Regions from separate parts of the Mus musculus genome. Here all the other regions are linked to region 6. A link is a loop called in an ENCODE intact Hi-C map of the cell type or tissue named here. Cell type or tissue: left cerebral cortex. All regions are shown on one strand. Region 1 overlaps Clec16a (C-type lectin domain family 16, member A). Region 2 overlaps Clec16a (C-type lectin domain family 16, member A). Region 3 overlaps Clec16a (C-type lectin domain family 16, member A). Region 4 overlaps Clec16a (C-type lectin domain family 16, member A). Region 5 overlaps Clec16a (C-type lectin domain family 16, member A). Region 6 holds the start of Socs1 (suppressor of cytokine signaling 1). Region 7 has its middle 12 kb from the start of Rmi2.

Region 1 (4,000 bases), 150 kb after region 6:
CAGGAGACCAAATTTCAAAAGGGAAGACAGTTGACCGAGGTCTAATATGAAGAAACTTCCATTTCTTAGCTTCTCCGAGTCTGGAAGCCATCCCCAGTCACATTCAGCATGTAGAAACCCAGCTCATACAGCGGCTTTGGAAGAGAAGGTCTGGAGGCTGATGAATCTCAGCTCCACCTGGCTGAGTGAGAGCAGGAGTTCCTAGTATCTGCTCAGCTCTGGGGAGGAGTACATGGTGAGTGAGGGTTTTTCATGGCACAGGTGGCCCTGGACCAAGTGCTCAGGTCACTTCTGTCAGCTTCCTTGCCATATTTGCAAGCTGTTGTATTTAGGTGACAGTCATTCAGGTTAGAAGCCCACAAGGCTATGGAAACAGCTGTGAAAGTAAGTCATCCTGAAAACAGGGTTGAAGCAGCTGGATGTGGGCCTGGCCCAGAGAGAAAGCTAGGTGGTGACGTTAGAGATGAAAAAAAAATCCATACCCTTTGAACCAGAAATCCTGCTTCTGAGAACATGTCCTAAAGAAATGATTCAAGAGAAAGAAAACACTGTGTTCATGAAGTAGCTCTCATGGCTCAGCTGAAAAGAGTGAATTACATGGAGGTGCCCTAAACTCTGACCAATGGGAAAACCCATGGGAGCTGTGGCAGAGAACTCCTGACAACCTTTATGCAGCCCTAAAAAATCACTTAGAAAACCATCAGACAGGCGTGGTGGCACAGGCTATGTTCTCCGCCCTTGAGCTGTAGTGGAAGGAGGATCAGGAATTCAAAGTTAACCGTGGCTGTATAGTGAGTTTAAGACTAGCCTGGGTTACATGAGACCTTGTCTCCAAAAGAAAGAAAGAAAGAAAGAAAGAAAGAAAGAAAGAAAGAAAGAAAGAAAGAAAGAAAGAAAGAAAGAGAGAGAGAGAAAGAGAGGAAAGCCCCTCCCCTGTAGGCTGGGGTGATGTCACTGGTAGCATGTAAGAACTGGGAAGCTTGTCCAGAGCTGCGAAAACCACGCTTACAACAGGAAACCTCATAATACAATGAACAAAGGAAGATGCAGGTGACACCATGGCAAAAATTCCTGTGCCATCATAAGGGGCTGAGTTTGTAGACAAAGATGGGAGGAGAAGCAAATGTCTCTAAGTGTTGAAATATGGAAGAAAAATGTCCTTCCTTTAAAAATGCTGAGCTCTGACTGAGTTTTCTTTAATGTGTAACACACAGCCACCCCATTTCCTCAAGGTCAATAGTGACAAACATAAAAACCTGCTGTGCCCACAGGGAACATGGGATCAGAATGTGGGGACACAAATCTGTAATTCCAGATATCTGGGAGGCTGAGGTAGAAGCCAATCTGGGCTACTTAGTAAGACACTGTCTCAATCAAAACTGAGAGGAGGGTGAGCATGTGCTGGCATGTGCATGCTCTGGCCTCATCCCTAGTACCAAACACAACACCCTAGCACAGGGACCCTTGGGCAGTGGCTTCCCAGATAGCTGATACTTCAGTTCAGACTTTACCATTTGCCCGCGCCCCCTGCTGGCTCTCCTCTGCACTAAGCTTAGCGAGTCCTTGAGTGGAACCTCTCGCTCATCTTAAGACACTGGTGCATTGCACTCCTTTCCCACCAACACACTTTCAGTGTTTACTGTCGGCCAGAAACTTCACAGCCATCCTGCCAGCTACTGTGGGCAAAAGCTGAGGGGGCACAGGAGGAACTTTAGGCTCAGGGACTTAAACAATGCTTCCAAGATCACACAGCTATAACCTCTGTAGGCCTGACTAAGGAACTCATGTTCTTTCTCAGCCACTCCTTCCAACTGCCCCTACCTGAGTGGGGATAACTCAAATTCAAGTTCTGCTTGGAACCCCAAACTGTGATGACTTTGATTTCAACATGGATGTCCCTTATGGGCTGGCAGGAGTCAGGGGCACTTTTGGTATTTTGATCTTACACTTAAAAAAAGTATTTGTGTTGTGTGCACACATGGAGGTCAGAGGACAACTTGCAGGAGTCTGTGGTTTGCTCAGGGGGCTGGGAATGTGTGTTGCTTGAAGATACAAAGTCTCCACTTCCTCTGTAGCCCCTGAGCACATGGTTAAAAGTGCCAGCAGGGCGGAGGAGGTCACAGAGGTTCTTGTCTGAGGCACACACAACTTTATGTCACTTGCTTTCTGAAATCCTAAAGTGAGACCCCCAAGCCACAAGCAGACCAAGGACGATGTAGTGAGCCTGGGAGCGATCATGAGTGCCTCTAAATTATCCACTCCCAGTCATGTCTCCAGGGAATGATTTTCCAGGAAAAGGCAGTGCTGCTTTCTAAGAAAGAAACCGAGATCTTACGCAGGAGATAAAATACTGTGAAGAGCCTGAGCGAGGCTGCTTCCTAGAGCGGCCGCCTCAGAACAAAGTGCTGATAAGGGGATCACCTCTGCTGTTCTAAGAACAGGGCTCTGTACGCACGCTCTCCTGCGCAGCCAGCACCATCCTCTCACTATCGGACAGCTTGCCAGTGTGCCTAGGGCTCACATCCACCTCCCACACTGGCTGTTCTAGGCTCTGGGTTCCCTTGCTTCAAAGAAGATTGGCTTGGCCTCCATCCAGGGTTTTGGCTGCACTCTGCCCTGGCGCAGGTAGTCTGACAGCAGCCCACAGAGGTGCCAGTTGCCACAGAATCTCAATCTCCAATTTCCAAGGGCACCAGGCTTTGGAAAGAAAGCCATGTATGGTAGTAGGTGCATGCGTGAGGCTATTCTTTCCAGGTGACTAGACACCTATTGGTGGTAGGCTTCAACTGATCTAAAGACCCTTTCCCTATGGCCTAGGAGAGGCCAGAAAGCACTTACTCACCCGCCTCGTCTTCTCCACATCACCACATGGCAGCCGCTTCACAAAGTCAATGCCAGTCAGTGGAGTGCCCGTTGGGGGCAGGAGGATGGAAGCATCCATCATGAGATACTCCACATTCATGGGCTTTATCTAGGAGAGACAGCACAGGAAGCCTCAGCAAAGGCCCTCCTGTACTTGGGCCACAAATGAGCCAGCTCTGGGTTAGACGGGGCCTATATTTCTCGTGTGCCAGATGAGTGGCAGGCTCTTTTCATTCTCCAAGTTGTGTGTGTGTACTTTTCCCTTCATTTAAGTCAGAGGGCCCCATGACCGCCTAGTGCTGACTGGCTGCCTTCCTTTGTGGGACATGTTTAACACTGTTTTCCAGAGGCCTGAGTCCCTTTTTCAAAATCCCTGTATCCCAGAGCAGGGTGGCAGAGCCATGTTCCCACTCCAGGCTGTTCTTGGCACTGGTTTCACAGCAGGGCCTTCTTACAATACAGATTGGTTCCATTGCTCCTACAGTGCCAGGACCTCCTCCATGGGATTCCTCCCATTCTCTCCATGGGGGTGGGGATAACAGTGAGTCTCAGGGTCTGTCATCCCTTTGGTAATAAACCTGAGTCACTAAAGAATGTGTGAGCAGCTTGAGTGGCACTCACTCACGCTAGCTCAGAAGCCAGTGTTCTAGGGGCAGCTGAGGACTGACTGTAGTTGCAGGTGTGTTGCCTTAGTGTTTCTGGAGAATGGCAAGCATTGTCCAGCAGAACGCATAAACACTGGAGTAAAAGAAGCAAACCCCAGGAAGCTTCCTGTAGGGTGGGATGAGGGAACACACTTCCTGTGGGGTGGGATGAGGGGAGGGGACACACTTCCTGTGGGGTGGGATGAGGGAGAGGACACACTTTTGGCTTATGGGTCCTGTGTGAGGCCAGCTGCTGGGTATTTCAACTCAGAGGTCTCCACTGCAGAGATGACAAACAGCCAGACTCAGATTAAAAGTAACCCGCCCAAGGGCACACAGTTAGGAAGCAATAAAGGCAAACACTTCAGGGGCTTGGGAGCCCCAACTTTTTCAAATCATAAACAACCTGTAGAGTTAACATTTCCAAGCTGAAAGGGGCACCATGGAGGAGCACTCTGGGAGGGGACTCCGCACTAGATAGAGGAGACGTTGAA
Region 2 (4,000 bases), 210 kb after region 6:
CCCATTTTGGCCATTTTGTGTTCTGTGTGGAAAGAGGGTACAGTATATGTGCATGTGTTTGTGTGTGGTGCTTGTGTGTGCTGTCTTTTGTGAAAGACAGAGTATCTCACTGGTCTGGAACTTACCAAGTAAACTAGCTGGCCGAAAAGCTCCAGAGACTTGCCTTTTCAATCACTGGACCCTGCACTTCCATGTCGTTTCCAGGGATAGAACTCAGGTCCTTAGGTTTGTGAGGCAAGGGCTTTAACAAGTCACCCATGCACTACATTTTGGTGATTCACACACCCTCATTTTCTGATCAGCAGCCTCACAGCCCCAGCTAGAGGCAGTGTTGCTCCAGTGCCCATACGGAGGCACATGGGAAAATTCCAACTTCCCACCACCCCAAACAGGGAAGCAGAGCCTTCTGCAGCCTGGAGTCCTGACTGCCTGCGTAGACACAAGTGCTGCTCTCCTCTCTACTTTTGCTTGGTGGAAACACACATCCTCAGCACCCTGTTCTCCAATGAGACGGCTGGAACACTACTTACTCCTCATCTGTCTGCACACAGTTGTCAAGTTCGATCACATGGCTCCCAATGAACCAGACCAAATTGGAGAAGTACGGGACAGCGGTTTTGTCTCTGATGTAGTGCAGCATGGCCTGGTTATCCACTAAGAGGACGCACAAAAGAAGAGATAGTAAGCCACCAAAATAATTCAAGGACAGTTTAACAAAACAAAACACCCAAACAAACCAAAAATCACCATGAAAAACCTTGCTACCATCTGAGACTCTGTCTTTCCTGAAAATACTTGGAAATATTTATCTTAGTTATCACACAAAGCTGTGCTGGTGCTCTTCTCTCAACTAACACACTTAGTCATTACTGTTATAACTGAGGGAGGGACACTCAGTGCACTGGAGAGCCTGTACATCAGCAAGGGCAAGGCCTGACTAAACTGAGAACGCAGCACTCTCAAACCAACTCTCCTGCATTTACTTGTAAGGCAAGCTCAGAAAGAGGAAAACCAGAGGTTAATAACTTACATGACACTGGAATAAGGAACAGGAATCGGCATTGGAGGAAAGGCAAAAACAGACAACAGTTAACAGGGTTAGGAACTGGGAAGGTGAGACAGCGGCCCAGAAGGACAAAGCCTAGTCAGGAGGCATCTAAACCAAAAGACACAGTTAGAAGAGAGCAAGAGAAAACAGAGCATAGGACAGTGGAACCAACTATGCATGGCCAAGGCTGCAAACTCAGAAGTCTGCCAGGTCAATGGCTGCACAGCGAACCAAGTCTGAAGGCTGGGAGAGCAAATTAGGGGGTTGGAGCCCTAGCAACGATTGCTTCTCAGCCTTTGACCACTTAATTCCCCATGGGAGTGTGGGCCCTGAATACCCAAATGCACATCTTCAAGTCAGAAATGCACAGTGTAAAAACTCCAAATTTTTATATTTTAAAGCAAACACACACGCACACTTTCTTTTTAGAGACAAGGTATTCCTGGATGTTCTGTATATTTTTTTTTCCATCTGAGCCAACTGAAATGTGTCTGAGGGATGGTTTGTGTCTACAGGCTCTCATTTTGCAATCTCTGGCTGGACCAAATTAGGCTCTGAGAAAAAGCTCTTAAATTAAATTTAAGGTGACCTTCCCTGGCCCTCAACTGGTATTGCATCTCAAGTAATACCACCTTGACTCATGAAAGTCAAAGCCCTTGAATGGCCAAGAAACTAGAGGCCCAGCTTCACTGTGGTTTCCACAAGGAAATTAATTAGCCTTTAGGAATTGTCTTAAGAGGGCCAGTTCCAGCTCCAAAACCTTGCAGGCAGGCAGGCAGCCTGTGTGCCAGCACCGGCAGGCCTTGTGGAAAGACTCTCCACTGGACACAGGATGGAGCATTACATACATCTGAGAGAAAGGAAGGACTGTTGTTAATACTGGCCTTGGTGGCTGGCTGGGAATACAATACTGCCTCCTGCTGCTTGTGATGTGAAATGCTCTCATGCATATTTAAAGATAAACTATAAAACAAATAACTGTAACAGCGTATTTTATAAGCCAAAACACAAAAATTTAAAGCTAAAATTTTCAAGACAGTTTTGCTTTATCTAATTAGCTTATGGCCACTCCAACCCCTCAAAGACTTCTTGGGATAGACTAAGGTGGGGCAGCAGCAGGGAACAATGCTAGAGTATACAGCTCAAAGATTTCCACAAGGAACAGTGATATGCCTGCAAATCTCTGTCAGACAAGCAGCCACTGCTCATACTAGGCAAGGTCTCCAGTAACTTGGAACTGTGTTTGTGAGCTTGGGAGCCAGCACTTGGCTTACGACCTGAAGCCCAAGTGCACGAGGAAACTTACCTTTGTAGACATTCAAAGTGATGGTTCTCACGGCAATTCGAACCATGCTTTCGGGATGATTGAAGAACTTGATGGCTTCTGTGTACAGGGCAAAGTCATTGGTGTGCTAAAACAAAAAATGGTTCCAAAAGTTACAAATCCAAAGACAGACCTGCTCCCAAAGCTTTCTGAAATGTGTCAGACTGTGATAAAACAGAACAAAACCAAAGTAAAACACACCAGATGTCACCATGATGGGAGGTGAGGAAGCCAGGGAAGAGAAAATGTACACAGAATGTCTGACCTGGCCTACATGTTCAGCTGTATGAGGAGGTATTTCTGAGTCCACTTCTTCACCTATAAAACTGGGGTACTAGCACACACTCTCTGGCCTCTGGGACGAAATGAGGTCATTTCTGGTCCAGTGCTCTGCCTAGTCCTTGGCATCTACAGTGCATGGAGAATAGTGCTAGTTATTTACGTCAGACCTGGTTGATTAAAGACCAAGTTGGAGTAGGTTCAAGCATGTCTTGGCTGTTATACCATTCTCCATTTGGAAATACTAAAAGTGTAGCATTATCAGGGAGGCAGAGGGTCTTAGGAGTCTTCTGCTGTTAAAAGGGGACAAAGAGAAACAATTAAATGGTTCAGAACAAGACTCACACTGCCTTAGCCTGAGAGGATGGAGCAAAAATGCCCTGGCAGTGTACTTTGCTGTCCTCCTGTGGCCAATGTTCCTATATCGTTCAGGGACCCAGTCTGTGTGAGTGGCTCAGGAGAGGGGATGGTAGACAGAGATCCTCTAAGCTAGCCCTTCCTGGAATGGAGCAGGATACACAAAATAACAACAGGGCAATTATAAGGGCAATTCCATTTTGAGGACCAGCAATCAAGTATGAATCTAAAAAGTGGAAACTACTAATCTGGCTCAGACAAACACAGACAAAAACCAAAAAATCCTCAAGGCTTCTGGGATGTCCAGCTCTTCCAGACCCATGACTTCTGCCCTCCCACTACGACTCAGAAGGCACCTGAGCAAAAAATACTCTGTCCCTCACTCTGGTCTGGGTTTTCTTCCACATGGGAGAGCCTTTGGGTGAAAGCTGTTCCCTGGACATGTTTATCAAGCACCTACTATGTGGCAGGGACAGGAGTCTATCATGTTATTTTCTCAAGTGCATTCATGTTTTTGGCCCTTGGCTAGCATTTTCTTCTGAGAGACTAATGAATCATGAAAATCAAGGTTCACTGTTGCCATACAACAAGAGTTGATGGTTTTTGCCCAAACTCAGAAAGTTTGGGATTGTGGTCTGACTTCAAAAACAGGCTTTGAGCATGTGGGACAACCACTCAGGTGATATCTGCCACACAAATGACATGCAGCTGGCTGTATGACATCTAGCTTCCAAGGCAGTCCCCAAACATGTTCACCACCTGTGTCACACTCATGCTGGATCCGCCCACAGAGGCAGATCATGCCTGTGTGACCAAAGAGTATGCTAGGAGTAAGTGTATGTGAGTGAGTGAGTGTGAGTGGCACGAGGCTGGCATGGATGGCATCACTGCTTACCGTGGTCTGCTGGGTGACTCACTCTAGGGAAGTTGGCTGGAAGGATGCTGGTCAGCCCTGGGAAGAGGCCCCTGAACAGGAGCTGTGGTCTCCCACG
Region 3 (4,000 bases), 220 kb after region 6:
GAATGCCAGAAAGGGCTGCATGTGTCTCTAATCTCTATCTACTGACAATCTCATAAGAGTCCCTTTATCCCCACCATGTGTCTAGCATCAGGTTAACCACCTCAGGTCCTAACTACCCAACACTAACCTGGTTCTAAGGGGAACAGCACTACTCACACCTCTGACCTCTGTCGGGGAGGTTGGCAATGTCAACAGAGCATATACCTTATGAAGGAATACACCCAAGATAGTGAACGAACCTAGCCAGCAAGATCAGCTAAACCAACCCTAGAGATCATCATGGTGAAAGATAATGCAGCCAGACTGCCCTCGTGTCTCTGATACCTGAGGCAGCTCTTGGGGCCAGCTCCAAGAGAGGCCAGGAGAGTGGGTGGGGCCCTAAAAATCTTGAATACATTGTTAAGTAAGTCATGGTCACAAGTGCTCCAGGTAAGCTTGCTATATGTGGAAATGGCACTGTATAGAACCTCAAGCTCCTGCACACACACATTTAACACTCAAGCATGTGAGCCTCAGGTGTCTGCTTATGGGACATAGATACAGATGTATGCTGTGCAGGCCCCACTCAGTTAAGGCCCGGTGTATCTGCAGTTCCTTCGGAAGCTTGTTCATACCCCTGCCCTGTCAGCATCTTCTCTCAAGGCAGGGAACCACTCCAACCCCATCTCTATAGACTTGTGCACCTGCTTGTGAACCTTACACAGAGGAGCCAGACAGGATGAGGGTATCAGTGTCTGGCCTCGCACTCATCACTGCATCTGAGTGTTGTCATAGAAACAGGATGAGGCTGTCAGTGTCTGGTCTCTCTCATCACTGCGTCTGAATGTTGTCATAGCCACACTACCTCCCCCTCTTTGCTGTTAAAACTGTCCCCAACTTACTTATCCACCTGTGATTTACCATGTAACATAATACTTAGGTGCTTCTGACAACTGGAACACTTGTGATCTGGCAATGGGAACAGGAGGAGGAAATTAGGACATCTCAGTAAGTTCTGTATTTATAGGCCAGTTGCTTCTGGGCCACAAATGGCACAAAAGCTAGCAGCTTAAGGTGTGTGAAGAAAGTCTGGCTACATTCTACACCTGAGACAGCCACAAGGTTCATCTGCTCCTCACAGGGGCTTTTTTAAGTCCTCTACAAGGTTCTGTGGGGGGTTAGGGATCAGTAAAGGGGCCCACTGTGTGGCTGGGATTTTTCTACTACCCCCTCACTGTGGCTGACATTCTGTGGTATTCTGTTATAATAAACCTGGGAGTCAGTAAGTAATCTCAGTCTCTTGGGCCTCTGTTACTTAGGTCACCAAACAAAGAGGCAACAGTAGCATCTGTGCAATGCCTCCCTGTAATAGCGTAATAGTGAGAACCTGGAAAGCACCTAGATGCCCACAGTCAGGTTCATTTAATAACAATATAGATCAGGGCGAGTCACATGCAGGAACAGCAGAGTGAGTAGGACGGCCTGCATGGCTGGGTGCAGGGTGGGAGGCTACAGGCACCTGACTGCACTTCTGTGACTATGTTATGCTGTTTTACAATGACTCCCCCACTAAAACTAAAAAGTAAAAATAAAAGCAGCAGGGCATATGGCATACATATACTGTGATGGTGGCACTCAGAGACTGAAGCAGAGCTGGGTGTTGTGGCCCATGCCTTTAATCCCAGCACTTTGGAAGCTGAGGCAGGAAGACTGAGAGTTTGAGGCCAAACTACACTACAAAGAGAACACTGCCTCAAAAGCTACTTTTAATAAACTGTCCTGAAAGCCAAAGGTGTGTGTCTGCTGGGCTTTGCAGGCAGCTCCCACACTGCTCCCACTTCCTTTTAGAGCCATGCACATGTCGGATCACTTTTGTATCGAATCTGAAATAGCACCAATGCAGAGGGCAGAGAGGGTCATCAGGAGCCATGTCTGGAGAAGTGGGGAGACTGGAATAAAGGTCACAAGAGCCCTGTGAGGCAGCTAAGTTCTCCATTACAGATTGGTGACCCGTGATGACAGCTAATGGCTCCGACCTAGAGGTCTGAAATCCTCAGACAGGAAGTTCTGAAAGGTGATGTACATGTCAGCTGCACAGCAGAGGCCACCTCAAAGGATTTACATCAGATCTTCAAGGTACTTCACCAAGAAGCTAAAACTTTCAAAGGACGTACTGTTAATCCTAGCCCTAAATGGATTTCAAAAGGGTCACCAAGATAAAACTCCAAAGACCCCATATTAAAGGTCAAGACTTTGGAATTGTCCCAATGGCCTCAGAACATTCCTGAGCCTGCACCTCAGAGCTGGATCTTCCCCTCTGAGCTCAGAAACCACACTTATTCCAGATCCAGCGAAACAGAAGCTGATAACAAGGGAAACCACACAGGGAGATGTGAATTAGCACCATCTGTGGTCAGGGGGAGGAGGAGGAGGGCTCTGTGGCTACAGCACCACCTAGTGGCCACTGCTAAGGTCACCACCACCCAGCAACTTGATTTGCCCCAAGAAGTCAGTACCTGCCTTTGCTCTGGGCGCTCCACCGTTTTTTCTCTTGCTTTCAAGAGCAGGACCTGCACTGTGCTGCATTTGGAGTAAGTAACTAGCACAGAATGAAATTAGGCTGGCTCAGTCCCAGCATAGATAAGGGTCTGGTAATGCTCTGCTGAAGGTCTGCCCTGGGGATTGCAGCCTCCCTCTACTCGGATGGACTATGACAACTAAGAGCAGCTCCAGAAAATGCCAGCACCACACTGAGGACCACTGAGTGTATTCTCCTGTGCTAAAATCTCTCCTCTACTCTGAATGTGCTGTACTGGTTACTTTGGGTCCATGACTCAAACTTTCTTGGAGTTATAACAAGAGCCTCCGTAGCCCCTGCCTCTCAGAAGAATAAATGGGGCTGAGGGTTGAACTGAGTTAAATTCTTGCTTGCTGGGCAACAAAACTGAAGCAGAGGCACCCCTAAGACCTCTCTGCCTTCTCCATTGCTCTTAGAAGTGCTGGCCTATGTACTCCTCAGTCATTAGATCTTTGAAATTGAACCATGCTGAGGGGATGGCAAGTCAATCAGCAGGAGTCCTTCATGGAACCCTACCACACTGAACTACCCTCAACATAGTCAAAAGCTGCACATGTCGTTTCCAGTGTGACTACATGTGATGACAGGGTAATTACGATTAAATGAGTTTGCAGGGTCAGGCTCCACCCCTGACAGAATTAGTGCCCCATGGAGTCAGAGAGACCAGAGGTTGAGCTCTCTGACTTCATTCTCTCACAGGCGGGGCCAGGTACTGTGAGAAGGTAGCTAAGGTCTAATGTGGCCCCAGGTTTCATGAGTCCTAACCTCTATTCCTGAAATGAGGCCACGTTAGGAAGTAAGGCTTATGAGTGGTATTTAGGTGATGGAGTGAAGCTGTCATGAGTGGGTTAATATCTTTCTCACTGTGAATTTCTCCTCTCCTGGCCCTTGACGAGTTAGTTACCTTAAGAGCAAGTTCCTGCAAGCTGACAAGAGAGCTCAGAAAGTAAAGGCTCTTGCCACCAATGCCGAACTCCACCGACAAAAGGAGAACGGTTACCTCTCTTCCACTGTCACGTGCACTCTGCAGTGTGGCCGTGTGCACACACTCACATCTCTTCCACTGCCACGTGCACTCTGCAGTGTGGCCGTGCGCACACACTCACATCTCTTCCACTGTCACGTGCACTCTGCAGTGTGGCCGTGCGCACACACTCACATCTCTTCCACTGTCACGTGCACTCTGCAGTGTGGCCGTGCGCACACACTCACATCTCTTCCACTGCCACGTGCACTCTGCAGTGTGGCCGTGCGCACACACTCACATCTCTTCCACTGTCACGTGCACTCTGCAGTGTGGCCGTGCGCACACACTCACATCTCTTCCACTGTCACGTGCACTCTGCAGTGTGGCCGTGCGCACACACTCACATCTCTTCCACTGCCACGTGCACTCTGCAGTGTGGCCGTGTGCACACACTCACATCTCTTCCACTGCCACGT
Region 4 (4,000 bases), 160 kb after region 6:
TCATGTGACTTAGAATTGGGCCCTCTCACCTGCTAAATCTGAAACTCAGCACTTCTTATACAACCCACTACCCTAAACTTTTCCCTCTCAGGGGCTGGGTTCCATTTCCCTTTTCCCAGCCTATATACCTCAGCCATACACTAGTCTCTTGGCCAGACTACCTCGCTTGCTCTCTACTCTCATGGTCCACTTCAGTCTGCTGGCCATGCCCAGCCTGGTCTCTTCCCTCTGCCTACTTCTCAGTTATCTCCCTTATCTCTACAGGACTCGTCTGCACTCTCAGGAGTCGTCAGACCCTCCTCTTATTTCATTTTTCATTCAGCACCTATACTTCTGAGTACTAGGTGTTCCCACCCTTGTTCCTGATCAGGAAACAACAGCAAAGGGGCCCAGCAGAACCAGTGAGGCTCAGTTCTACAGTATGGCAGAAGTCCAGGAACAACTCTGGGGCCTGAATGAGCGGGCCTGACAGCCAGCACTAGCCACCCCACCCTTGCTGACATCACCAGTCTTTGGAAGGTGTCCAGAAAGGGGCTCCAAACTCTCCTTCCCACGGGGCTGACCACACTGGGTGTCTGTAGAGATTTCTTCCTGGGACTTTACACAGCACCTGGCTCCAGGCCTGGGTGCTGGCTAGTACAGCACGAAGCTTATCACAATTTGGTCACAGTTAACAGAAAGCCAATCCAGACTAGCTTAAACTATATAAGCAGAAACTGATAAGCAAACACAAACACAATGGCTGACTTATGAAATCTGTTAGGGCAGTGGGGGTGGGGTGGGCGCTGGCTTAATAATGCTTTTGGGTCTCTGCTACTTTCTGCATTGGAAAGGTAACTGCTTGCTACTGGAAGCCATCTCCTTTCTCCTAGGGAAGATACTTATTGCTTAACCTAAGGCCAACTACTATTAAGCAAACTGTCTTATTTGTCTTATTTGTCCTTCCTTCCTTTCTTTCTTCCTTCCTTCCTTCCTTCCTTTTTTATTATTTATTTTATGTATGCGAGTATACTATAACTGTCTTCAGACACACCAGAAGAGGGCATCAGATCCCATTACAGATGGTTGTGAGCCACGATATGGTTGCTAGGAATTGAACTCAGGACTTCTGGAAGAACAGTCAGTGCTCTTAACCACTGTGCCATCTCTCCAGCCCTTTGCATTTTATTTCTAAGGAAAGGTGGAAGTGTAGTAGGAGAATGAGGGAACAGAGAGTCTTTGGGCTTTGTCCCTGAGTTCTAAGATACTGAGGCCCAAGCAGGGACACACCCAAGACAACAGCCCGCTGATTCGCTAATGTTCCAAGGTTGAAACAGAGGAGAAAATTTTGTGCTTACAAATGCCAAAGCTATAAACGTGCAAAGCAGGTTCTGTTTAGCATGATAAAAGCCCAGGGAAAATTGGTCTCTGCTCATTCCTGCAGGCCAATCTATCCACTCCAGACCTCCTCTCCCTCTCCACTTGGAGGTTATGTGCCTCTCCAGAGCAGTTCCACTCCCTCTGCTGGCCATCAAGTTCCTGCCTTCACAAGTTCTAGCCAGAGCTGACCCTATCCTTGACCACTGACCACACAGTTCCCTCAATGCTACTATGCAACCGTTGACATTCCAAGCCAGATAACTCTAACCTGTAGAGGTCCTGGGCAACTTGAGGTGCTTAGCACTAGACCAGGAACATTATTAGTCATTCTGTTCAAAGTGTCTCTAGTCATAGTCACATATCTCCTGGAGTAAAAATAGTCCTTACTGCAGCTGGGAAAGCCTAGGCCCACAGCTTCATCCCACTGCTATCATCACCTCAGTGGCTGGCTACAGATGGGTGCTGGGCCAAACCACTGGAGACAATGGGCACAAGAATGTTTCCTCAAAAAAAAAAAAAAAAAAAAAAAGAGTGTATCCTCACCTGACCTTCAAACCTGTTGATTCACCCAGATTCCCAGCCTAGTTCATCCCCACAATATGGCCTCAGACTCCCGAGTAAAGGAGGGTCCCAGCCACGATGAAAGAAAAGAAAGGCTGGTCAAGAGGGAGAAGAGAGGTGTGATTGCACCTGAGGGTGCACACAGCTCCAGAGACCGAGTCCTGCCCGCAACAGAAGGCAGATGTTGGTGCCTAGGGGAAAGGAAAAGCTGAGAGTTTTCCAGCTTCTCAAAAAGAGCAGATCTGGGACCTACAGCTTCTGTGCCTGGCTAGGAATCTGTTCCCTCGCATACCCCAAGACAGGAGTACCTGGCTGAGCAGCATTGTTCATGATCCTGATGAGCCTCTCGGCCAGCAGATGGTTGTAGGTGGTTTTCTCAGCTTCACTTGGCACTGGGAGCTGAATTCGTTTTAGTTTTTCAGGATCCATGCCTGAAATGGAGAAAGAAGAAAAATGGTCCTTGGTAAAGCTGCTCAGTGGGAAGATAAAAGTTCTTTGAAGATGGGGTCTGCAGCCACTGCCACCATGTTACTTTTCAGTGACATCTGGCATGGCCACTGCCTTGGTTTAGCTTCTGTCTGGGTTCTGTGTACACTGAGCGTGCATAGATATATCACAACATACATGTTCCAATGGTGGGGAGATGCCTCTGTTGGTAAATGCTTGCTGCACAAGTATGAGGGCTGAGTTCAATCCTCAGATGCCATGGACAGTATGTGGTACATGCTGTAATTCTAGCACTAAGAAGATCCTGGCTCACTGGCCAGACAGCTTAGCCCAAATCAGTGAGCTCTAGGCCAGTGAGAGACTTTGTCACAAAAAGCAGGGGGGATGGTACCTGGAACACCCAAGGTTTGCCTCTAGCCTCCAAACACATGCACATGCACACATACCTAATAAACCCACATGAATACACACATGTACACACACACCCTAAGCCCATACGAATACACACATACACGCAACACACCTCTAAACCCACATGAATAAACACACACACACACACACACACACACACACACACACAAACACACTATTATACAAAACATTTATTTGCTATTGCTATTTGTAAATAGGACATCAACCTGGTGTGAAAACTAACAGTAACTATGAAAGCCATATAGGACAGTGTTCTCACATTCTAGCCAATGACTGTTGACTGAACTCACTGTGGCTCAAGGCCTACTGTGTCTCTATTAGAAACAAGGGCTGTCGGGCACTTAGCAGTGAAGAGAATGGCCCTGGAGCCAATGGTGGCACCTCTGACAGATGAGGCAGAAGTAGAAAAGAAGCAGCTTTCACCAAAGCAACTCACTGCCATTCTCTGCCAAGTCTGTGCATGTAAGGACAGCCCTTTCTTCTCCATGCAGACACAGACCAAGGAACAGAGCTGAGATGTATGAGGCCCCAACAATCATAGCCTTAAGCTCTCACTGATGAAAGCAAAGAGCTAAGTGGGATGCCCAACACACTATGATAGCGGCAGGCTCTGAGCTGAGTGGGGCAGATGCCAGCCCTCCTCCTGAGGAGTAGATCAACAAAGAGAGGATGACTCAAACCTTTAGCCTAGGCAGGTGGACAAAAAGTGAAACCAATAAAGCATATCTATCACCAAGATACAAAGGAATACCCCCCACCCCAGGGAAAGAAATAGTATGTAATAAGAGACAAAAGAAAGGGTGGGATGGAGGGTGGATAAGGAAAGGGAATGGGCAAGTCTGTAATCAGAGGCCATGATAATATTTTTCCTGAAGAGGTGCCAGGAGCTGAGATGGCAGGAAGACCTGCCAGTGCTGCCACAATGATTGGGGCCCGGGGCAAGACACTGTGAACTCCCATCCTTTCCTCTGATGTGGTGCTTGAGAAATACTTGCAGAAATAAACACAGTGCTTGACCCAAGTACAGAGACCCCTGTGGACTGTTTATGCCTGAAGCTTAGCTTTTCCTGTTATCCCAGTTAGGGAGGTGGCGCTTCTCAGAACCCTTGAGTACCAGGTGGTGTTTCATCTAGAATCTTGGTAAGACAGTGGAGGTGGCACTGCTGGGTTCCCAGAGAAACTGTGCACATGCTGGTGCTAT
Region 5 (4,000 bases), 120 kb after region 6:
GTCCCACAAGCCACTGCTTCTCTTACCCATCACCTGGCTTGGCTGTGGCAATGGCCTTTCTGGAGCAGCTGGAGGCATGGGGATTTTTGCCTTCAGAGGGTCTCCACTCTATCCTGCCATGTTCTTTTTGCTGTTTGTGTAGATATGTGTCCTGCCTGGTGCAGAAGTACTGATTTTTTTCAAAAGACATTTAGATATGACAGAAAGGACTTTGTCATTGTTCACTTCCAAAAAGGAAGCAGGGGAGAAAAACACTGGTACATATGCAAATCAGGCATGGCCACACAGACCTGTGCATCCATCACTTATCAAAAAGATACAGAATTGGAGGCCAGCCTGGGCACATAGTGCTATTATGTACTAACTAACTAACTAACTAACTAACTAACTAGACAATGATAACAGAACCAAACCCAAAGCACTGTTACTAGTCAGGCATGCCCTCTAGCCTGCCAGAATGTGTTAGCCAGGCTCACTGTGAGGCTGTAGAGGAAGATAGGAAATTCAGGGGACCTGGGAAGGGGAAGGCGTCCGTTCAAAAGCCTACAGAGTTGGTGTCTGTCTTCCTAAAGACACTGCTAGGAGGACATTAGTGAAACCTAGCTTGCTCACTTAGGGCAGGCTGCTTGTGGCCTTGAGTTTAACTCTGTTCACTGTCCTCACCCCTCACACATCTCACTTCCAGAGGGATCTTTACACTAAGACAAATGACTGGCTTATATGCGATCTTTACATGGTTTTAAAGGTCTACTTTCCAGGTTTTTTTCCTTGAAACAGTGTTGTAAATTACACCCTTGGAACAATGTAACCTAAAAAGCCATGTCCTTTTGTGTCCATTGTAAATACATCCAAGTATGACTTTCAAAAGGCCTGTGCCTGTGCCTTGGATGTCAAACTCCCTTCCCCCACAGCATTTAAGTATGCCTTCTCCCTGTCTTAATAACTCTGCTGCAGGTCCTTTTTGTGGCATAGTCAAGGGTTTGGTTTGCCTGAGCAGAACTCCTTAGGCTGCTGGTGGCAGGCACCGCTGTGTGAATTGTCCCCCTGAGCAGCTGACAGGACGGCAGCAGACAGGTGTGCCTGTGTAACTTGGTTCAGCTGAAGTGGGGCGTCTCCCTACTCCTGGTTTCTACCCTGTGTTCCCCTTTGTTCTCTTCTCCTCACTGCTGTAATGAGCAGGTCTAATCTGGGCTAGCAAAGGCTGTGAAGGGATGAAGAGGAAGAGGAGACTGATGCTCAGCAGGGAACTCAAGGATGGGACCGAAGGGAAGGCCCAATTGAAGATGGTTCATAGGGACCTCTGTGCCGGACAGGGCAAGGTGGGGAACTTCCGATATCCTGACTCTTCCCCTGCTAAGGACTCCATGATGCAGCAGTTAGCATAACAGCTGCCATGCACCCAGGGTTATATTATGGACCGTTTAGTTTCTACAAGCATTTTGTTTTGTACATGTAGCAACTGAGGCTCACAGTTTCAGAGAGACACCCAGGGTCACACAAAGCCTTGGTACTCAGACTCTAACGGACTCCAGCTCCATACTTCTGCTCTCACCATGATGCCAAGAACCAGAGAGGTGTGAAGGAAGGGTTGAAGTGCCAGGAACTGAAGTCAACTGTGCTCAAATCTGCATTTCCAAAATGACTTTTAGGAAAACCTTGGGAACCTTGCTCGCCAGGGGATGAGATGAATATGCTTTTCGAAGAGCTGATAGTTCCTGGATATGGAGGGCTCCTGACCGTTAGGCCCAAACAGAGAGGGAGTGCCAGCTGGTAGGGAAGCCCATGCCGAAATAAACCTATGGTAGCTGGGGGGTGATGAAGTCACCCCACCAGCCCTATGGTATCGGAGACCTCTGCTCAGCTCAGTTAGTGAGCACCCCTGGCCTGTGAAGAAAAGTGGGGTGATTCAGAAGGAGAACTCAGACCTCCATCCAGTCTCAGCTGGCAACACCTCTCAGAGGCCTGCTGTGCCTCAGGCGTATAGTGCATGAAGCTTTCCCATTTTCCAATGAAGGGACCCCAAGGTCAGGCTGAGGATGTGTCCTCATATCCCTGAGCTGGTGGTCACATTATAGAGAGAACCCTCATCCCTACCTTTCCATCTGCCTCCTTCTTGGTGCCCTTCCCTGTCCTCTAAGGTGAGGAGTCCTAAGACTCAAGGAGTGCCAGGGAAGGAAGCTGCTGGGGGCACACAGCTCCACTGCCCCCCAGTGGTTAGCATGCTGCCACGGCCTAGGTCTGTGAGCTTTTACTGAAAGCCACAGCAACTTCCCTTTCACCCTGTGAAATAAGTGACATCCTTCTTAACACCCGTTATCAATCTCTGACTGCTTTTAATAGAAGCAGCTCACAGTGTGTGTGTGGTAGATATAAACAGAGGGGAAAACTGCTTGCCTCAGGGCTTTACAGAGAGAGGAGGTGGGGTGCTTTAAAAGCGCACTGCACCAGGGCTGCAGTTGCTCTGGGGGCTGGGGAGAGGGATTACTGGAAGACGTGTAGCAATGAATGGTCCATGGTGGAGCCTGGGCTCCGCAGCAGTACCCGTGCCTGTCAACATCACATTTTGCTGCCTGAGGACATTTGTCACAGAAGACTGTGGTTTGCTTGCCTGTCATCCCTTCTCTGAGTGGCCCCTGAGCTGATTCAGAGAACCCACAAACACAGCAAACTGCTTTCCCTCAGCCATGACTTTCAAAGGGCTTCTGAAGCGCATTCCTCTGAGGCAGGTCCTCCTCAAGTGAGTCTTCTGAGGACCTGGGCCCATGCACATGACGTACTACTGCCTGATGCAATGGAGAGTTTGACAGAGCTAACTAACATTGCAAGCATGTTTCTGGATGATTTTAAAATAAACACCGACAGAGTGGAGGGCTGGGAATGTCTAAACAGCAATTCTGAGTGTGAAGGATGGCCGGAATCTGAGTGACTGCAGCTGTGTGGCCTGGACACAGGAGTGATGGATGCAGAAATTCCAGCTGCAGGAAGTCTTCCCTGGCACCTCTCTGATGGGCCGACTGGCTTGGAGGGGGGGCCTGGCAGGCTGAATCCTGCTCCCTGACAGTCGTCTTGGCCTTCTAACCAACTCCATTCTCTGAGCTAGGAGCCTTCTCTGGGCCACCTCCTGACCCTTGACAAGGGCTTCAAGTTGAGGACTCTTGGATGGAAGCTGTTTTTCTGTCACACAGGTGGCAAAGATGGCCAGTTTTTCAAGATATGAGCTATCATTAAGGTCCCTACTAGCTCTAACTCAGCCCAGCAATTGCACAGTGGTAAGTCCCTTCCAGTAAAGCACCAGGCTGGAATACAGCTGCCGACAGGGCTCACACTCACGCTCCAGGTCCTCTGAGACACTGAGTAACCAGATGCAGTACAATGCCCGTGCTCATGGTACTTGCACAATGGACATCATACACTGGGCACTTCCACTGAATGCAGTCAAGTACAATAAGCTCCACCCATGTTCCTGACACAGGAAAGCCCCACTTCAAAGTGCCAAAACTAAATTGCAGAACACGATGAATACAGTCCTAGTTGTGTAAAAATGGCAGCCATTCAGTAGGTCAATATTTACTGAGTAGCAAATAAGAGCAAGGCCCATGTCAGGGCTGGGGTGACAACCGTGATACAAGCAGGCCAGGCTCTGTGGGAAGACAGGTGTGAGTGTGTGCAGATACAAGGGCGGGGAATCAAGAGCCGCATGCCCCAGGCTAGCCTGGGTGAGGCACTGGGCAGGAGAGGAAGATGACATTCACCTTTTAGCAGACTATGCGTGGTTTTAGTCTTTTACAAAGGAAGTATGTTCAGCTATTATTTGCTAGGCAAACATGTATACAGCAAAGAGAAGGCGTGGAAGAGCGTTCCAATTCCCAGCACCAGGATGGGCTTCTATCCTAGTGTAAATACAGGGCTGAGGTGGAGTGAGCCAGCTGTCCAGCCACTGTCAGTGGGTATTGATCGGGATCATTTCTACTCTTTGAGAAGAGGGTGTAGAGGACAGACT
Region 6 (4,000 bases):
GGGTGAAGATGAGAGGCAGGGCTTTGTCATACCTGTCACCCTCTGTGGCCTATGCCATCATAATCGGCCCAGCTATATAACTAGGGGCTGTGGGGACTCCCCAAAGCCGGGCCTGCTGGGAGGAGGAGGAGGAGGAAGTCTCTGCCCCGAGTGTGGCCTCCCATGGACACCAAGATGCAGAGCCTTCCCACCACTCATCCCCACCCCCACAGCTCCTCGCGGCCTCAAAGTCACACCAGTAACCAGTGCAATCAGTGCACCTGCAGCCACCACTGCCGGAGCTGCAGCCAGGCAGGCCACGCGGGCTCTAGCTCCAGCCCCAGCCCTGGCCCGCCCATGAAGCACCCCAAGCCATCCGTGCACTCTCGACACTCACCTGCAAGACCCAGCCACCGCGGGAGCTGCCCCAAGAACAGGAAGACCTTTGAAGGGAAAGTGAGCAAGAGAAAGGCCGTCAGGAGGCGGAAACGGACTCACAGAGCTAAGAGGCGTAGCTCAGGTACCTGCAGGGCAAGCGGGGACAAGGGAACACTGCAAGGCTGCCCAGGCGGTCATGGCTTACCTGAGCAACACGCACTCAATTGCTTTCCAGATGGAGTGGAATGGACTGGGGGGAGTGGAGGGGGAGCAGACAGGTATTAAAGGTCCTTTTTCCATTCCTGTCTTTTAGGGCGAAGATACAAGTGACGCACTCCAGGATGTTCCTGTGTCCATTTGATCCCAAAATGAGATAGCCATCACTAGGGGACTGTTGGGATGATGTCACAGGAACATGTCACTGCAGCAATTTCTATGCAACATGGATTAAAGCTTGTACCCTGGAAGACTAGTCTTGAGTCAGCAGCTTTTTAAAAAAAAAAAAAACAAAAACAAAAAAAAAATGTATGTGTACACTGTCGCTGTCTCCAGACACACCAGGAGAGGGCATCAGATTCCATTACAGATGGCTGTGAGCCACCATGTGGTTGCTAGGAATTGAACTCAGGACCTCTGGTAGAGCCGTCAGTGCTTTTAACCGCCCGGCCATCTCTCCAGCCTGAGTCAGCAGTTTTAATTTTTTTAAATAAAGCATTCCTATCCACAAGGGATGCTTGCACGCAAGTGTACACAGCAGACATGACAGCAAGGCAACATTGCTTGGCTAACGGACCAAGTTCAGGGAACTGAACTTCCCAGAGCTTTCCCAGAAGTGGGACAGGCTATCTACCTCACCGCACAATCTCCCAGTCCCTCCCTCTCCCATCTGCGTTGACACTTTCAAAATCACACAGGGGCAGTGGGCAGTACTTCCCAGCAGGACACTGTGAATGCTGGAAAAAGGTGGCTTGCAGGCTAGGCTATGGAACCACGTTTTGCATCCAAGCCTGCAGGACCCTACAATGGCAGCCACTGTACAGTGGGTACTGGGCTCTCTGGACCCCTGGGGGTGGGTCAGGAAGCAGCTATACAGCTCAGCATGTTTCTTTTTCACAACTTTTAGAAACTGAAACCAAGTTGTCCAAAGACAGCTTGACTTGCCCTGTACTTTAGATGGAAGGAAGGCAATCAGATCCCTGGCATATATACTAAAGACTGCATCACTGGAATGTGATGGATGGGAGAGGGCTAGCCAGGGGCAGGGCGAGAGGACACACCCTCTGACTGAGGAGGAGGGGAGATTTCCTGAGAGCAGGCAGAGGTGGAGGCCTGGAGTCCTCTATTTATAGGGTTCTTCTGAAAAGGTCTGCCAAGAGCTTGGCAGGGAGGCAGGCCTGCAGGAGCCAGCCCAGCCTTGTCACCCACCTCAGCACCAATAAGCCTGCCAAGTCCCAAGGGGATACTGTACCCCAAGAGGTTTTCCTCACTTTGCCTGGGCTGGAAGCACAGTTTGGGGATGGAGTTCACCAACCCCAGTACTACTAAAATAGGCTGGTACAAGGCCCTGTGTTTAGTCCCCAGCACTGCAAACAAGCATCCGTGATGCTTGCCAGACCAGAAAGACCTGAAGGCCAGTCTAGGCTGAGACGCGCTAGAGGGAGGCAGTGCTACAAACCCAGCCTTTATCGCCCACCAAGGGTTAGACTGACCATGGCTGCACCACAACCACAGCCACACAAATTCAAGCACCACAAGATAAGTTTGGTTGTGCTTAGGATGAAATATGGCGCTCTGTGCTCTGTCTGGGGAGACCAGGACTTGGCCTCAGAGCTTCAGAGGAGCCGCCTGACAGCTAACAGAGAAACCTGTAGAGGGCAGTGTGCGTCACTGTGAGCACAGGGAAGCCTGCACGCGAACCTCATCCGCCTTCATTCATAAACATCGTCAGCCAGGCACCCACTCCTGGCCTTTCAGGACAAACTGAATCACGAAACCACACAGTGTCCTAATGATAGGTCTGACTGCCTGGATCCTAAGCCAAGGTGTGCTCGGGGCCCCTTGTACAGGCAGATGCTTGCTGGAGTCTTGACCAAAAGTTTGGGGATTACAGCTTTTTTTGGAATCACAGCCCCGCCCGGGGCCTCAGTTTCTCCGGCTGCCCACGTAGTAAGAGTGCAGAGAGTGAGTCCAGGCCCCTGGGAACCCAGCCCAACCCCGCCCGGTTTCCGAGGAACTAGGCCGGGAGCGGGGGCGCCCCTCCCGCACCGCCTTAGGCTTCCTTTGAAGCCTCTGCGGTCAGGCCACCGCTTCCTGGGAAGCCCAAGCCAAGGCCAGGCCGAATGGCCAACGGGAGGGGCCCGCACGCGGCTCTGGAGGAGGGCGGCGGCCCCACAGGTCTCTAGGACTAGCTAGCCGGGTTCCAAGAAGGGTCGAGATTGCCAAGGCCTTCGGGTCCTGGGCAGGAAGGACCCTGGCAGGGAGGAGCTGCTTGGGGAGCACAGGGTCCAGGCGAGGCGGAGCCCTAACCAGAAGAATGCAGACACCCGGAGGGGAGGAGGCGTGTCAGCCCCGCGCTAGCATCCCACACGGCGGGCTGCGATTTGGGGCGAAGGTAGAGCAAAAGAGCGGGCACCAAGTCCTAAGCACCCCAGGCACGGAACACAAGATTCCGGTTGGAGCCGGAACCCCAGAGGTCCCAATGTGGGAAGGTGCGAGGCGAAACCAAGTTAGAGGAACCGTCTCCAGGGAGAGCCTCAGGAGTCTAGAGAGAACCCGAAAGACTTGCCGGAAAGAGAAACCGAAAGCGGGGGTGGGCTGGACCTGTGGGCGGGGCCTGCCTGGTTTAAGAGCCTGATGCAGGGGCGGGCAGCAGCAGAGAGAACTGCGGCCGTGGCAGCGGCACGGCTCCCAGCCCCGGAGCATGCGCGACAGCCGCCCCGGAGCCCCCAGCCGCGGCTCCCCGCGTCCTGCCGCCAGGTGAGCCAAGGCAGCTGCGAGGGAGCAGGCGGGAGGGGATGGGAGGTGATGGGAGCAGAGCCCGGCAGGACTAACCTCGCAGACTGTATGGCAGGGTCGAGGATGCCACGCCTCTGGCGCCCCCCCACCCCCGCCCCGGCTCCCCCAGGAGGCCCCTCGCTCGAGCGGGGCGCCGTCAGCCCCTCCTCTCCGGCCCTGAGCCCTGATCCTCCGCCCGGGTTCCAGTCCCCGGCGTGGCCAGTAGGCGGCAGCCGCGAGGCGACTAGCCACCAGCGGGGACGGCCGGGAGTCGGGCCCCTCTCCACGCCCCCTTCTCCACGCGCGCGGGGAGGCAGGGCTCCACCGCCAGTCTGGAAGGGTTCCGCATACAGGAACGGCCTACTTCGCAGATGAGCCCACCGAGGCTCAAGCTCCGGGCGGATTCTGCGTGCCGCTCTCGCTCCTTGGGGTCTGTTGGCCGGCCTGTGCCACCCGGACGCCCGGCTCACTGCCTCTGTCTCCCCCATCAGCGCAGCCCCGGACGCTATGGCCCACCCCTCCAGCTGGCCCCTCGAGTAGGATGGTAGCACGCAACCAGGTGGCAGCCGACAATGCGATCTCCCCGGCAGCAGAGCCCCGACGGCGGTCAGAGCCCTCCTCGTCCTCGTCTTCGTCCTCGCCAGCGGCC
Region 7 (4,000 bases), 60 kb before region 6:
GAATATTCCAGCCAAACAGCAATCACCAACTCTGCTATTCCCTAACATTGTTCTTTTTGAGATAGTCTCATATATTCCAGGCTGAACTCTAATTTGCAATGTAGCCAAGAATGACCTGAAACTTCTGGTCCTCCTGCCCCCCTTCCTAGCTCTGCATGTACATATGCATGAAGTAGGTAAGTGCAGTCAATAATGAGATTTCAAAGCCCTTCCTTTCCTCACCCAATTTGGCCAGAAGGGAGGAGCAGGTGTTTGTAGCTTTGAATTTCCCAGCACAGGGCCTCTGTTTCTTAGGCTGATCTTTGTCCACACCACATCCCTGCTTGTTCAGTTGAGCTAGATGACCTCTGGGGAGGTGGGTTAATGCTACAGTGGGAGGAGGCATTCAGGAACCTTGCTATGAGATAATTGTGCAGCCAGGGGCCAGAATGGCCCTCTTCTCCTGTGATGACACCCTAACCAGAACCTGTGAACACTATCTTAGTTGCAAAATGGACTTTTTCCAACTTAAACAATAAAAGACTTCTATAAGCCTAGGCTGGCCTCTATCTAAGTCACTGAGCAGAAGGTGACCTGAACTTCTGATCCCCCTGTCTCCACCTCCTGAGCGCTGAGACTGCAGGTGTGTACCACTATGATCAGTTTAATGCAATGCTGGGAAATGAACCCTGGGCGTCACGCACACTAGGCAAGTACTCTACTAACTGAGCCACATTCCTTAGCCTCAGAAGTGATTCTTGCGATGAGCTGAGCCTGCATGCATACAGCAGAGATAAGGCAAGCTGTGCAGCAACCAAGGATCTTCCTCCCATTGTCTCCAGACCCAGGGCCCAGCAGGCACTGGGGCTTCATGACAAAGGCCACACTCAGGTGTGGTGGCACACACCTTTAATCTGGGTACTCAGGAGGCAGAGGCAGGACGATCTCTGAGTTTGAGGGCAGCCTGGTCAACAGATTGAGTTCCAGGACAGCCAGGGCTACACAGAGAAACCCTGTTTCAAAATGAAACAAAACAACAAGTCACCTACTGCTTGGATTCCCTTAGCAGCAGAGTAGAGAGTCGTTTACTCTTTCTGACCCCAGGCATTCTTCTCTACAGAGGTCAGACATAAGCCCAGAGGGCTGAGATGTGGTTCCGAGGTAGGGCATTCATCTACATATAGGAAGCCCTAGGTTTCATCCCCAGCACATAATAATAATGCTAAGTCTGTCCATTTGAACTTGTATTTTATTTATTATTATATGTGGATATAAGGGCATACACATGCCATTGACTTATATGGAGGTCAGAGGACAGCTTTCAGGGATAGCTCCCCCCCCCCATCTTTCTGTAGGTTCCCTGAAATGAACTCAGGTCAGTAAGCTTGCCTATAAGCACTGGCAACCTGTCCTCATGATATATATATATCATGTCCCCGATGATAACGAGGACAACCACAATAATTTGAAGTTGCTTATAAAGAGCTTAGTGACTCAGATTCAATCCCAGATACTCAGCTGCCCAGGGAAGTTAGTACGACCTTATCTGAAAGCAAACGGTGCAGAGGGGCTGGGGATGGCTCAGAGACTGAGTGCTTGCCTGGGATGACCCTGGGTTCAGGCCCAAGTGCTAAATACTTCTAAATGCTTATAACTAGACATAGTGGTGCATGCCTTTAATGCCAGCATGCTAGAAGCAGAGACAGGCAGATTTCTGTGAGTTCCAGGCCAGCCAGGGCTACAATTGTGAGAAGTCTCAACAACAACAACAATCATAGTAATTATAATAGCTCATAAAAACAATAAGAGTTGGGCATGGTGGTGCAGTTGAGAGGCAGAGGCAGGACAATCTTTGCAAGTTGGAGGATAACCTGGGCTACTTCAGGAGTTTCAGTTAAGCTTCTACATAGTGACCTAAACAGCCTAAAAAGCCTAAAGAGCTCAGAAAGATGAAGAGACTCACCCAAGGTGAGTCACTTAATAAAAGGGACTAGAGTTGAATGTCAAGTCCATTGAAACCCATCTGGTGTCCAAACTTCCCCCACTCTGCCCCCACCTGTCTGGCCACAATGGGCAGAACTCCCAGGGTGGTTGGCTGTGAAATTTCTTGTGGCCCTATTTGTTCCTTTGCTTCATTTTGTGGCTTTTCATTCTGTGATCTCTGGCTCTCATCCCATTCCCTAGGGCTCAGACCAGACCCAGGCCAAGCAGCAGGGGGTGCTATACTCCACTCTAGAGCAGTCCCAAGGAGCCAACAGGGAAGAATTAAGGTGCTGGCTCTGAAGAACACTGTCCCTAACACCACCAGGCACCTACTAGCTCACGACTTGCCCCTGTGGCCTGCTGGGGCAATGCAAGGCGAGCAGACACACCTCTTAGGCAAAGGATGCTCAGCGCAAACCAAGTATGCAATTGTGCTGGTGTCTTTATCGAGGAAGTCACTGTCCAGGCACACTAGCACTTACTCTTTGCCATGGCCCTTTTATACGTCCAGATCTTTCCTCTCTGAAGAGTACTTTCCTGCCTTCATGCCAGCACCTGCAAGGGACCCAAAATGCTGGCACAGTAGTACATACCTCAGGAGCTGAGGGAAGAGAATCAAGGCCAGCTTGGACTACGTAGTGAGACCCTGTCTGAAAAGGAGAAACAAGGGAAAAACAAAAAACCTGCTCTGGAGACACAGCTCAGTTGGCGGGGTGTCTGCCCACCATGCATAAAGCTCTGGGTTAATCTCCAGCACGTAAGAACCAGGCAGAAGAGCACAGCTGTGATCCAGGGTTCAGGAGGATTGCCAAGGTCATCAGGACGACATGAGCTATGAGAAACTGCCTCACAAATGGGCTCAGTGGGTAAAAACACTTGCTGTAGGGGTCAAATGCAGTACACTCAGTTCTCTGGACCCACAGTGGGGAGAATGGTTTACCGAAAGCAGTCCTCTACCTTCACACAGTACCTCATGCTTATGCACGGGGCACACACACACACATAAATCTTAAAAAGTAACAAAATACAAACAAACTAAAATCACAATAACAATAAAAACTCAAACCCAGGCCAACAAGATGGCTCTGAGGATAAAGGCACTTAGCACCGAGCCCAAAGACCTGAGTTTGAACCTTGCATCCCACCCGGTAGAAATCAAAAATCAACACCCACAATTTATCCTCTGATTTATACACCCATGCCACAGCAAATGTCCACCTACACACACACACACACACACACACACACACACACACACACAACTAGCTAACTAAATAGAAGCTTTAAAGCCCTCAAATGCCAAGGCTCCTGAGCACTGTGCCTTTACTCTGTGGCTTCTGTCTTCAACCTGAAACTCCTACAGCTTACTCTGTGTGTGTGTGTGTGTGTGTGTGTGTGTGTGTGTGTGTGTGTGTGTGTGTGTGTGTGTGTGATGTGAGTCCCCGGAGGACAGAGATGCCAAGCAAGGATTCTAAAACAACCTTGAGACCTCCCCACTCAGAAGGAGGGGTGGCAAACTCCATTTCCCAAGAGCCTACCAGCAGCATCCTTTGAAGGAAGAACCACCTCGAAGTCTCCACCTTGAAGGCTGACCTTCAAACCCCAGGTCAGGCAGGGGATGGTGGAACCAGAACTAGCCCACAGTGTGACAAGGTGGGAGCCCCTGAACGGTGTCTTCAGACACAGGCTCAAAGCTATTTGCTTGATGTAGGTCATTGTGGCTAACTGTGACTAAAGGCATATCCACTCCTTCTCCCCCATCCTGTTTTTTACTTTTCAGTTTTTCGAGACAGGGTTTCTATGTGTAGCCTTGGCTGTCCTCAAACCTGTTTTTGTTTGTTTTGTTTTGTTTTGTTTTGTCTTAAGACAGTGTCTCCTGTGGTGCATGCCTTTAATCCCAGCACTCGGGAGGCAGAGGCAGGCTGATTTCTGAGTTCAAGGCCAGCCTGGTCTATAAAGTGAGTTCCAGGACAGCCACCAGGGCTATACAGAGAAACCCTGTCTTGAAAAACAAAAGAACAAAACAAAAACAAAAACA

Evidence for each region. Peaks named below come from ENCODE experiments on the same cell type or tissue, not always from the same donor. Only the 100,000 strongest peaks of a DNase experiment are listed, where the experiment ranks them.
Region 1: it touches region 6 in a loop (5-fold over the local background); 15 of 42 quality-filtered maps call a loop at or near these places.
Region 2: a loop joins it to region 6, with 4 times the contacts of the local background. A loop is called at or near these places in 31 of 42 quality-filtered maps.
Region 3: a loop joins it to region 6, with 8 times the contacts of the local background. A loop is called at or near these places in 31 of 42 quality-filtered maps.
Region 4: a loop joins it to region 6, with 3 times the contacts of the local background. A loop is called at or near these places in 3 of 42 quality-filtered maps.
Region 5: a loop joins it to region 6, with 2.2 times the contacts of the local background. A loop is called at or near these places in 21 of 42 quality-filtered maps.
Region 7: it touches region 6 in a loop (3-fold over the local background); 19 of 42 quality-filtered maps call a loop at or near these places.

The regions. Positions count from the first base shown.
Region 1 is chr16:10,637,758-10,641,757 of GRCm38, reverse strand. Clec16a (C-type lectin domain family 16, member A) reads right to left here. Exons shown (of 23, transcript NM_001204229.1): 17 at 2,843-2,971. Among named protein-coding and RNA genes, the nearest start is that of Gm52264, 19 kb to the left of the region's middle. In left cerebral cortex, a CTCF peak has its summit at 1,538 (motif pointing left); DNase peaks (open chromatin) are centred at 1,540 and 2,504.
Region 2 is chr16:10,569,954-10,573,953 of GRCm38, reverse strand. Clec16a (C-type lectin domain family 16, member A) reads right to left here. Exons shown (of 23, transcript NM_001204229.1): 5 at 2,355-2,460; 6 at 531-654. Among named protein-coding and RNA genes, the nearest start is that of Clec16a, 27 kb to the right of the region's middle. In left cerebral cortex, CTCF peaks have their summits at 1,969 (motif pointing left) and 3,065 (motif pointing left); DNase peaks (open chromatin) are centred at 1,576, 1,936, 3,053 and 3,885.
Region 3 is chr16:10,564,116-10,568,115 of GRCm38, reverse strand. The region is part of intron 3 of Clec16a (C-type lectin domain family 16, member A); the gene reads right to left. Among named protein-coding and RNA genes, the nearest start is that of Clec16a, 21 kb to the right of the region's middle. In left cerebral cortex, a CTCF peak has its summit at 2,433 (motif pointing left); DNase peaks (open chromatin) are centred at 1,524 and 2,417; H3K27ac peaks cover 590 bases.
Region 4 is chr16:10,625,730-10,629,729 of GRCm38, reverse strand. It overlaps Clec16a (C-type lectin domain family 16, member A), which reads right to left. Exons shown (of 23, transcript NM_001204229.1): 13 at 2,229-2,351. Among named protein-coding and RNA genes, the nearest start is that of Gm52264, 31 kb to the left of the region's middle. In left cerebral cortex, a CTCF peak has its summit at 1,516 (motif pointing left); DNase peaks (open chromatin) are centred at 1,725, 2,278, 3,319, 3,942 and 1 more place; H3K27ac peaks cover 2,600 bases.
Region 5 is chr16:10,664,011-10,668,010 of GRCm38, reverse strand. All of the region lies in intron 18 of Clec16a (C-type lectin domain family 16, member A), which reads right to left. Among named protein-coding and RNA genes, the nearest start is that of Gm52264, 7.6 kb to the right of the region's middle. In left cerebral cortex, a CTCF peak has its summit at 2,221 (motif pointing left); a DNase peak (open chromatin) is centred at 2,358; H3K27ac peaks cover 927 bases.
Region 6 is chr16:10,784,764-10,788,763 of GRCm38, reverse strand. It overlaps Socs1 (suppressor of cytokine signaling 1), which reads left to right and starts at 3,228. Exons shown (of 2, transcript NM_009896.2): 1 at 3,228-3,333; 2 at 3,843-4,000. The coding sequence starts at 3,893. It overlaps Tnp2 (transition protein 2), which reads left to right and starts at 109. Exons shown (of 2, transcript NM_013694.4): 1 at 109-499; 2 at 671-829. The coding sequence starts at 163. The coding sequence ends at 687. In left cerebral cortex, CTCF peaks have their summits at 934 (motif pointing right), 2,224 (motif pointing right), 3,351 and 3,564 (motif pointing right); DNase peaks (open chromatin) are centred at 2,246, 2,686, 3,172 and 3,599; H3K4me3 peaks cover 1,791 bases; H3K27ac peaks cover 1,749 bases.
Region 7 is chr16:10,844,919-10,848,918 of GRCm38, reverse strand. No RefSeq gene overlaps it. Among named protein-coding and RNA genes, the nearest start is that of Rmi2, 12 kb to the right of the region's middle. In left cerebral cortex, a CTCF peak has its summit at 2,191 (motif pointing right); a DNase peak (open chromatin) is centred at 2,188.